Regions from separate parts of the Homo sapiens genome. Here regions 2 and 3 are each linked to region 1. Evidence: chromatin contacts called from ENCODE Hi-C or POLR2A ChIA-PET data. All regions are on one chromosome and are shown on one strand. Each heading gives the region's core, a stretch centred on a gene start or an enhancer-like site at or near the end of the contact. The rest is flanking DNA. Distances are from core to core; before and after follow the strand shown. Region 1 has its middle 92 kb from the start of DAPK1. Region 2 overlaps DAPK1 (death associated protein kinase 1). Region 3 holds the start of DAPK1-IT1 (DAPK1 intronic transcript 1).

The links. A loop is a pair of places that touch in the nucleus more often than their neighbours do. ChIA-PET counts read pairs that join two places held with the same protein, here RNA polymerase II (POLR2A). Pooled maps may share reads with other maps.
Region 2: a loop to region 1 is called in a map of CD14-positive monocyte, with 2.0 times the contacts of the local background. The contact joins two enhancer-like sites. A Hi-C loop is called at or near these places in 1 of 168 maps with a recorded cell type or tissue (CD14-positive monocyte) and 1 of 50 pooled maps. POLR2A ChIA-PET finds 5 or more read pairs at or near these places in 1 of 52 experiments (OCI-LY7).
Region 3: a map of CD14-positive monocyte shows a loop between it and region 1 (2.3-fold over the local background). The contact joins the promoter of DAPK1-IT1 here to the enhancer-like site in region 1. A Hi-C loop is called at or near these places in 1 of 168 maps with a recorded cell type or tissue (CD14-positive monocyte). POLR2A ChIA-PET finds 5 or more read pairs at or near these places in 1 of 52 experiments (MCF 10A).

What each region holds. Positions count from the first base shown.
Region 1 is chr9:87,404,766-87,407,909 of GRCh38, reverse strand. It overlaps the pseudogene LOC112268032. Among named protein-coding and RNA genes, the nearest start is that of DAPK1, 92 kb to the left of the region's middle. RefSeq lists an enhancer at 1,853-2,403. Within about 2 kb of position 1,894, at least 4 of the 41 ENCODE cell types and tissues checked have a DNase peak (open chromatin) inside an H3K27ac peak, as active enhancers do; they include CD14-positive monocyte, where a contact is called at or near this core.
Region 2 is chr9:87,599,781-87,602,924 of GRCh38, reverse strand. All of the region lies in intron 2 of DAPK1 (death associated protein kinase 1), which reads right to left. Among named protein-coding and RNA genes, the nearest start is that of DAPK1-IT1, 48 kb to the right of the region's middle. RefSeq lists an enhancer at 1,980-2,573. Within about 2 kb of position 1,569, at least 15 of the 41 ENCODE cell types and tissues checked have a DNase peak (open chromatin) inside an H3K27ac peak, as active enhancers do; they include CD14-positive monocyte, where a contact is called at or near this core.
Region 3 is chr9:87,551,944-87,555,087 of GRCh38, reverse strand. DAPK1-IT1 (DAPK1 intronic transcript 1) reads right to left here and starts at 1,634. Exons shown (of 2, transcript NR_146781.1): 1 at 1,498-1,634; 2 at 629-1,193. All of the region lies in intron 2 of DAPK1 (death associated protein kinase 1), which reads right to left.

The DNA.
Region 1 (3,144 bases), core at 645-3,144:
AGCCTCTTAAAGCATTGGGACTACAGGTATGAGCCACAGCACCTGGCCTCAGGCTCTGTGTTTCTGACAGGCTCTCAGGTAATGCTGATGGTGCTGGACAGCAAACTACAATTTGAGTAACAAGATAGAGTCCCTACAGGCCAGGCACGGTGGCTCACGCCTGTAATCCCAGCACTGTGGGAGGCCGAGGCGGGCGGATCACGAGATCAGGAGATCGAGATCATCCTGGCTAACATGGTGAAACCCCGGCTCTACTAAAAATACAAAAAAATTAGCCAGGCGTGGTAGTGAGCACCTGTAGTCCCAGCTACTCCGGAGGCTGAGGCAGGAGAATGAGGTGAACCCAGGAGGCAGAGCTTGCAGGGAGCCGAAATCACACCACTGCACTCCAGCCTGGGCAACAGAGCAAGACTGCGTCTCAAAAAAAAAAAAAAAAAAAAAAAGATGGAGTCCCTACATAAACCAAAAAGTCTTGATCATAAACCAAAAGATAAGTCTTGATAAGTCTTGATCAATTTAAAAGTTTATTTTGCCAAGGTTAAGGACATGCCTATGACACAGCCTCAGGAGGTCCTGATGACACATGTGCCCAAGGTGGTCAGGCTGCATCTTGCATTTATATGTTTTTTATATGTTTTAGAGAGACATAAGACATCAATCAATACATGTAAGATGTACATTGGCTTGGTCAGGAAAGGTGGGACAACTGGAAGTCAGGGGCTTCCAGGTCATAGATGCATTCGAAGATTTTCTGATTGGCGATTGGTTATTATCTACAGACCCGGAATCAATAGAAAAGAATGTTTAGGTTAAGGTAAGGGATTATGAAGACCAAGGTTTTACCATGCAGATGAAGCTTCAGGGTAGCAGGCTTCAGAGAGGATAGCTTGTAAATATTTACCAGACTTAGAGTCTGTTCTATCAGTCTCAAGGTCTGTGTTGACGTTAATGGTAATAAGGCATGTCCCACCCCCTCTTCCCATCATGAACAGAACTAGTTTTTCAGGTTGACTTTGGAATGCTCTTGGCCAAAAGGAAGGGTCCATTCAGACGGTTACAGGGCTCAGAATTTTATTTTTGGTTTATGCTATCTTAGAGGACAGCCCAACCTTTCCTGCTTACAAATATAAAAGATTTTGAAACAAGTTCATCAGCAGCATTAATTAGATGAGTAATGTGCATCTGGTGTCTGGGAGCCCACATCTAGGGAACTGTTCTAGGGTCATTGGGTCATTAGGAGATTAACAAATGACTTCATGGTGCAAGTGCCTTCACATGCATATGGGGATGTATGTACATCTTTTGAAACAAGTGTATTTTTGTGCATTTCTAGTGAATTTCTTTTAGGAAATTCTTGGGCATTATATTTCATCTTTCCTGATGGAGTTGCATTAGTGATCAAAAGAGCAAACCACCAATCCTTTCCCCTTGTCTTTTTTCTTTTTCTCTTTCACAAAATCTCTGGTCTCTGCATGTGTGTTCAGTAATAGGAGAAGCCAAGGCCTCCTGTGGGTCCTAGGAAATGCATTATCTACGCTAAAAATAGACAAGAGCCCATTGTCTCATGCAAAAGTAAATCCCACATACTAATCCAGCAGAAAGTGATCTAGCCTTTTTAAAGATTTATTAGTTTCTGATTTTCCTCTCTATGCATAACAATTTTTCATCTCATTCTGTGACAGATAAATTGAATTAAGTGAGAGTTGAAATAACTTCTTTTAAAGATAAATCATCTTTGTGTTACAAACCTTTGAGGTTTAGGAGGCCTCAAGATTCTTGAAGAATCAAAACATTAAGTGAGGAAGAGAAAAGTAACTGTTATTATAGAAATAGCTGCATTCCCAGCAGTGGTGTGCTGTAAATGTTTAACAACCAGCTCTCAAAAAACAAGAAACACTGCCAGGGGCTGGGGTGGGGAGTTATGAGGAGTGACTGCTAATGACTGTGTTTCTTTTTGGTGTGATGAAAATGTTCTGAAATTTGATGGTGGTAGTTGCATAACCTAATGAATATATTAGGAAACCACTGAATTGTACAATTTTAAATGGAAACAACAACAAATCTCCCTTCCCCCGAATATTATTTGCACGATTTGCTAATTTCCATAATGTAAATTCTTCCACTATTGCTGATTTCAACACCACTGGTTCCCAGTGTGGCAATTGTTTCCTAGCCACAGGGGTTTAGGAAGAAGGTGGGGTGTATATAGGATTCCCTCTCTGATTGCTTTTGCTAGCTTTTTTCTTGCTTTTTTTCTTTTTTTTTTTTTGCTTGTTTGCTTTTGTTGTTTTTTTCTGTCTTGAAGTGATCAAGATGTAGTGAAAGCACCCTGAGTGGGATATAAGTCTGAGATTCTTTCCTTTACTAATTCAAATATTCAGCCACACATTTAGCACCTCCTCATGCTGGGCTCTGTGCTGCGTATGTGCCGCAAATTCTAAGGTACCTAGAGTGACCCCTGCCACTGAAGAGACTACAGTCTAGTGAGGGATAGAAATATAAAAACACTATTGTAGAATGTGAGTGTGCATATGCCAGAATAGAAGTATGCGCACTCTGATTGAGAGAGTTACTTTCCCCCATGGAGGAGGAATAGTGGCGGTGATATCAGTGAATGTGTCAGATAAGAGATATCTATCTGACCTGGGAGCTGGGGAAGAGCACCACAATTTAAAAGAACAGCATGAACCAAGGCACAGAGGCACAAGAGTGACAGGGTGCTAAGGATACAGGCACTAATAAGTTGTGGGTAGCTCACAGGTTCGTAAGTGGCCAGGATGTAAAGTGACCAGAAAGATGGGCTTGTATGCTTTTCAAGTTTTTATGGGCCATGCTAAGGAGACTGCACCTTATGGTGCAGGAAATGGGGAGCCACTGAGGTTTGTTAAGCAAGGGAGAGACATGTGGAGATCTGCAGTATTACTTTTTGATGGTAAGAAGGATACATGGGTAGGAAAGAGAAGTGGGAATAAGCTGGAATTGAGTAGGCCAGAGAACAAGACTGTGTTATTCCAGGTGAGAGATGAATAAGCCAACAGTGTAGGGTACAAAGTGGAGGGGATGAAGTGGAGAAACACATCAAGATAAAATGTATAGAACTGATCATTCAATTGAATGTGCATGATGGAGCAGATGATGGAGTTA
Region 2 (3,144 bases), core at 320-2,819, 200 kb before region 1:
GAAACAGAGAGACAGAGAAAGAAAAACCGCTTTGGGAGGCCGAGGTGGGTGGATCATGAGGTCAGGAGTTCGAGACCAGCCTGGCCAACATGGTGAAACCCCGTCTCTACTAAAAATACAAAAATTAGCCAGGTGTGGTGGCGCGTGCCTGTAATCTCAGCTACTCAGGAGGCTGAGGCAGGAGAATTGCTTGAACCTGGGAGGTGGAGCTTGCAGTGAGCCGAGATTGTGCCACTGCACTCCAGCCTGGGTGACAGAGCAAAACTCCGTCTCAGGGGGAAAAAGAAAAAAAAAAGAAAAAAGAAAATCCTTCTGGCAGGAGAGTCACAGAGAATTTCAATGCAAGCCTAGATACAAAAACTGTTCCACGTGCGTTTTCACCTCCAAATGTTCTATATTGGAAGTTTCTCCATTTTATTTATGGGAAGATGGTAAGTAAAGGCAGGTTAGCCCTGATGGCAGGATGAAGGCAGGTGCTGAATGTCATGTGTGCTCATGCCCGAGGGAACTGTGGTGCCTTCGTTTACAGCAAAACCTGGGGAATGGACTCTGTCACCTGACAATGGATCCCTCACTCACACTGCAGGGTCCCCATACGAAAAGTGCTGGCTGGTGAGGAGGGGATAAGAGCTGGTGGGTAGGAAGGCTCTGTGTGGATGCTGGGGTACTGGCTAACCCTGACTGCAGAGAGTAAAATGAGGGTCTAGAATGAGCTTGGGAAACTTGTTCTAGACCTACTGCAATGTCACCTCTTTTAAGATACCGTTCCCTATTCTTCCCTGACACCCCTAACAATCTATTCCCTTTCCTCCAATCTGCCATATCCCTGAGTCGAAAGAGCACCCCATACCCCTCAGGGGCACCTGCTGTTTTCTGCCCATTCTTGCCTTTCCCACCCTCCCAGACTGCCAATGCCTGGGGGACAAAGGGCTGCCAGGCTCATCTTCACATCTCCTGAGGCCCTGGGTGCAGACCTACTTCATGTAGTCCATGCACAATGCACATATGCTGCAGCTGACGCCTGAATCTATAACCCTGAGAACCCGAGGAGTTAGACAAAGTGTTCTGCATTATAGTTCAACAGAATTGTGTAACGGCTAGAAGCCAGCTGTGTAACCCAAGGTTTATTTAGGACTTAGCCACTCTAGGCCTCAGTTTTCTTATCTGTAGAGTGGGCATAATAAGTGCCTGTCTTGGAGGGAGTAGGATGAAATGAGCGCATGAAGTGTTTAGGACAGCACCTGACCATAGGGAGTCTTCAGTAACTGTTAGCTATTATTAATCTGCGACAACTGGAGTTATTTTCATCAGCACACTGTTGCCCCAGTCTCACAGTGATGCAGTATTACCCCCCAAGTACCTACCTCTCATGACTGCCAGAGAGAAAAGAGCCCTCATAGGACAAAAAAAAAAAAGCCCATGACAGGGCTGTCCTGTGCTAACGATGTATACAACTATTGCTAAATCCTCACTCCCTTCCTCCTTTTGCTGCCTGTCCCCACCCAGAGGGTGTGTTGCCACTTATAACTGCTCAGGCAGGCTGGCCCTGGCCTTGGGAGCTCAGAGTCACAAGCTGAGCCAAAGTGCCAGCAGCCAGGCCCACCTGGGGGCCTCTGGGAGCCTTTGTGTGTGATGGGTAAGCCTGTAGGGCATTTCCATAGCACAGTCTCCTCAGGCAGCCAGCAAACTGTGAGGACAGACTCCTGGAGGAGCAATTCTTCCCTAATCAGAGTAGTTTGCTTTGTGAGGTCTAATTTGAATTGGACTGTTGGTGAATTGCTGCTCCGATCCCTTCCTTCCTGGGCAGCTGGGCCTGGACCCGCTTTCCACCCTGGATCGGGACTCCTTTGGGGGGACAGTTCCTCTTCACCCAACCTCTGCCTCCCCAAAGACAACAACAACTTAAAAAAACAGCTTGTGTGTTTACTTTTCTGGTGAGGATTCCTAAATCGTGTGCCCTCAGAGGAATACCATGATCCAGCTTCAAGGGCGAGCTCAGACAGACCAGGGAGCAAAGCGAATGCACATAAAGCAGCAAGGCCACTGCCACAACCACGCTGGGGGCGCTTGTCCCTTCTGCCCCCTCCTCACACCCATGCACTGAGGCCAGTCAGTAATTAACAACGATACGGATGGCTGCATTATTAATTAATTACCATTAATACAGCTGGGGCTGTTCAATGGATGGGGGAAGGTAGCTTTTTACTGGAAAAGAGAAATTCTTTGCATGCTATGACATTTAATTTTGATAAAGCAGTACAAGTGATCCTTATTATTAATGGATTTTGTACTGGTGAATTCACCTACTTAGTAATTTTTTTTTTCTTTTCTTGAGACAGGGTCTCGCTCTGCCGCGCAGGCTGTAGTGTGGTGATGCAATCACAGCTCACTGCAGCCTTGACCTCCCGAGCTCGAGCAATCCTCCCACCTTGGCCTCCAGAGCAGCTGGAACTACAGGAGCATATCACCACACCCAGCTAATTTTCTTTTTTTTCTTTTTTGCAGAGATAGAGTCTCGCTCTGTTGCCTAGGCTGGTCTAGAACTCCTGGGCTCAAAGCAGTCCTCCCACCTCGGCCACCCAAAGTCGGGGAATTACAGGCATGAGTCACTGCAGGAGGCATAAAATTTATTTGTAACCTCCAAGTCAATATTTCTGGCACTTTCACAGTCACTTGTGGACATGCACGGATCGTGGAAAATTGGAGAGGATCGTGGAAAATTGGAGAGGCTGCTGCACACGTTCCTAGCTGAAGTCAAACAGCTGCCTTCTTGCTTCGGCTCTCACACCATAATCGAGTGTGCTCTCCGCAGCCCATTTAGTGTCATGTTTTTTATTGGTAATTTCACTGTATACAATGACCCCCAAGTATAGTACTGTGGGGCTGTCTAGTGTTTCTAAGCACAACAAAGCTGTGATATGACTCAGGGAGAGACTATGTGTGTTAGATAAGCTTCATTCAGGCATGCGTAATGTGCTGTTTGCCTTGAGTTCAATGTTAATGAATCACATATACATATACGATGTCTTTAAACAGAAACACACATAAAACAAGGTTGTGCAAAAATGACAAAAATGATTTGACCAGAGACTCACAAGAAGGTAACCCTGGATTTCTCCTAAGAGCAATGGTTTAGTGTTTGCA
Region 3 (3,144 bases), core at 385-2,884, 150 kb before region 1:
AGACCCTGGTGCACACCCACACAGCTTTCCCCACTTCTTTGCTCAGGACTCTTCAGAGGTCCCTGCAGGGTTCCTCCATGGTTCTAGAAAGTTCCTTGGCACTAAGAACCCTCTCCAGAGATCAAGGGGCCTCTACAACTGATACCATCATTAGATTCTCACTGTAGATTGTGGCAGAGAACTTGCCACCAGAAGGGCTTCCCTTTAATGACCTCCAGGAGAACTGGCTGAAGCCAAGGGCAGAAGCCCTGACACTCTCAGACCTCCGGTGGGGGTGGGGGAAATGGCTACACGGCCTGGGTGGGAGACAGCATCAGCTTCCTCCCTCCCGCCAGAGCAGTCAGGCCGAGGCCAGCTGATGGCACTTTGCTCATTTGGGTCCAGGTTGCCATGGAGATCAGCGATCTCCCTAGATGCCTCCTGACTATAGGAGCAACTAGCGCATTACTGCCGAGGGATCTACATGAGCGCCCTAAGTCCTACTGTGGAGAGGGCCTTCCTGTGGAAGGCTCCTAAGGGTGGTCCCATCCATCTTCTGGCTTGAGTCAAAGACAGAGTTCCAGCATAGTCACTGTTATGTCCGGAGGTAAAAATTCTTTAAACTGAATTTCCTAGATGAAGTAAAGACTTTTTTTTTTTTTAGTATTACATTTTATTTTTACTGCTTCTTCCAGTATTGCACAATCCCATAATTATTGCTATTCAGCTAAAAACATGCCTCGAGGCATTGCAGAAGATGAGAATAATAATTTTAAAAACTGGAGTCAGCAACACGAACTCTTGAAAGCACTAGTATAAAAGCATTCAAGAAATAACTTCCTCTGGCTTCCTTGGACTTGTTTAAGAGATTACTAATGGCAAAATCAAGTGGAAATTTTAATGGATCAGTAGGTCTTTATGAACTATAAGTTCCCCAGATGAAAATCAAAATGCTGCTCGTGATGTATGCCTTAGAACAGGATTGCTGACCTAAGGTCTGGGAACCTGCTAAGGCTGTGGGCTTATGCACTGAGTATTTGAGAGCATTTTTCTGAAAAGGGGAGCACATAGCTCTCAACTACTCTCCAAGGGGGTCCCCCAAATGTTAAATTTAGAGTTTGCTTAGTTGACAGCAGAGTTTCCCGATCGGGTTCCCTTTTGTTGTTCTAGTGAACAGGTAAAAACTCAGTGAAAGGCAGACTGGGAATGTTCTCCTGCCTCCCTTTCTGCCCACAAGCCACATGTCTCATCCTTTTTCTTCCGCTTCCTCTCCTTATTGCCCTCATCTGTGGAATATTGAAAATAAATATTGAGGCCGGGCATGGTGGCTCACGCCTGTAATCCCAGCACTTTGGGAGGCCCAGGCGGGCGGATCACTTGATGTCAGGAGGTCGAGACCAGCCTGGCTAACAGGGCAAAACCCCGTCTCTATTAAAAATACAAAAATTAGCCGGGCATGGTGGCACACACCTGTGATCCCAGCTACTCGGGAGGCTGAGGCAGGAGAATCACTTAAACCTGGGAGGTGGAGGTTGCAGTGAGCCGAGATCGCACCACTGCACACCCGCCTGGGCAACAGACCGAGACTCCATCTCAAAAAAAAAAAAAAAAAGAAAAGAAAAGAAAAAGAAAATAAATATTGAGCACCCTAAGCACCAGACATAGTGCTCAGGGCTTGGGATACAGGGACAAACAAGACACAGCCCATGTCCTTAAGGAGCGGAGAATCGGATAAAAGAAAAGATCCCATGAATGGTTAACTGAATGCACATATTAATTATCAAGAAGCATATGCACAGGATGATGGCAAAGGCAGAAAGACTGCTGTGTAGATACCAAATATTTCCAATCACCCAACCCCCCCCACATGACAGACACAAGTCAAGGAAAAAAATACTCAGGTCTGATGAGTGAGATTTTGCTTGGTTTACTGCCTAGCTGGCCAGCTGGAACTTAAATATCAACAATATCAGGACCAGAACAATGTGTCTTCTCAAAAGTAGATTTAAATTCAGAGACAGAAAGTAGAAAGGTAATTGCCAGGGGCTAGGAGGAGAAGGAAATGTAGTTAGTATTTAATGGATACACAGTTTCAGCTTGGGATGACGAAAAAGTTCTGGAGATAAACGTTAGTGAGGGCTGCAACACAACGTGAATGTTCTTACTGCCACTGAACTGTGCACTTAAAAATGGTTCAAATGGTAAATATAGCCAGGCTCAATGGCTCACACCTGTAATCCTGACACTTCGGGAAGCTGTGTGGGAGAATCGCTTGAGGCCTGGAGTTCTAGAACAGCCTGAGCAACGCAGAGACCCCATCTCTACTAGAAATCTTAAAAAAAAAAAAAAATTAACGGGGTACAGTGGGGCATGTCTATAGTCCTAGCTACTTGGGAGGCTGAGGCAGGAGGATCACCTAAGCCCAGAAGCTGGAGGTTGCAGTGAGCTATGATTGTACCACTGCACACCAGCCTGGGTGACAGAGCAAGACCTTGTCTCCAAAAAAAAAGAGGTACATTTTAAAGCACGTGCATTATACAACAATAAAATTATTTTAATTGATTTTTTTTCTGTCTGTACTTGATAAAAAGAGATGCCACAACTGCCTATGTCTGCCCAGGTGCTAGAGAAAATTAGTGTGTGGGCCACAAGTTTCACAGCTCTAATGTACATTAGGTTCTTCCATATTTTCCAGAAAGTGGTGCCCCGTCACTGTTCAAGCTGGCACACTCCTTCCAGCTGCAGATATCCCTCCTTCCAGCTGCAGATATCCCTCCCTTGTCCTCTTTAAGATGGGGTCAGCGGGGTTGGGACTGAAGTCCTAGGTACAGAAAGCCCTGGGCTGTAATGATCTAGGCAGACCAAGCCTCACACTCCCTCCTGAGGACTTCCTGCCAAGCAGTATCCCCTCCCTACTTGCTGGCCTTGCCAGGCTCTGGGCTCCCTACTGGCTCCTGGAAGCTGTGGGACCCCAGGCAGGGCCCTGCCTGGGCTGAGAGGCACAGTCTCATGTTTCCAACACCAGCAGCCTGAAAGGTGAGCCAGCCTCGCGAGGCCTGCTGGCTGGTTTAGAACTTGATCTTGGTTATCACAGGGACTCCTCACCCTCCAAGCCCCTCTGGCTTACTGGCAGCTGAGATTATTCTAGAGTGTAGTTGTTGATCT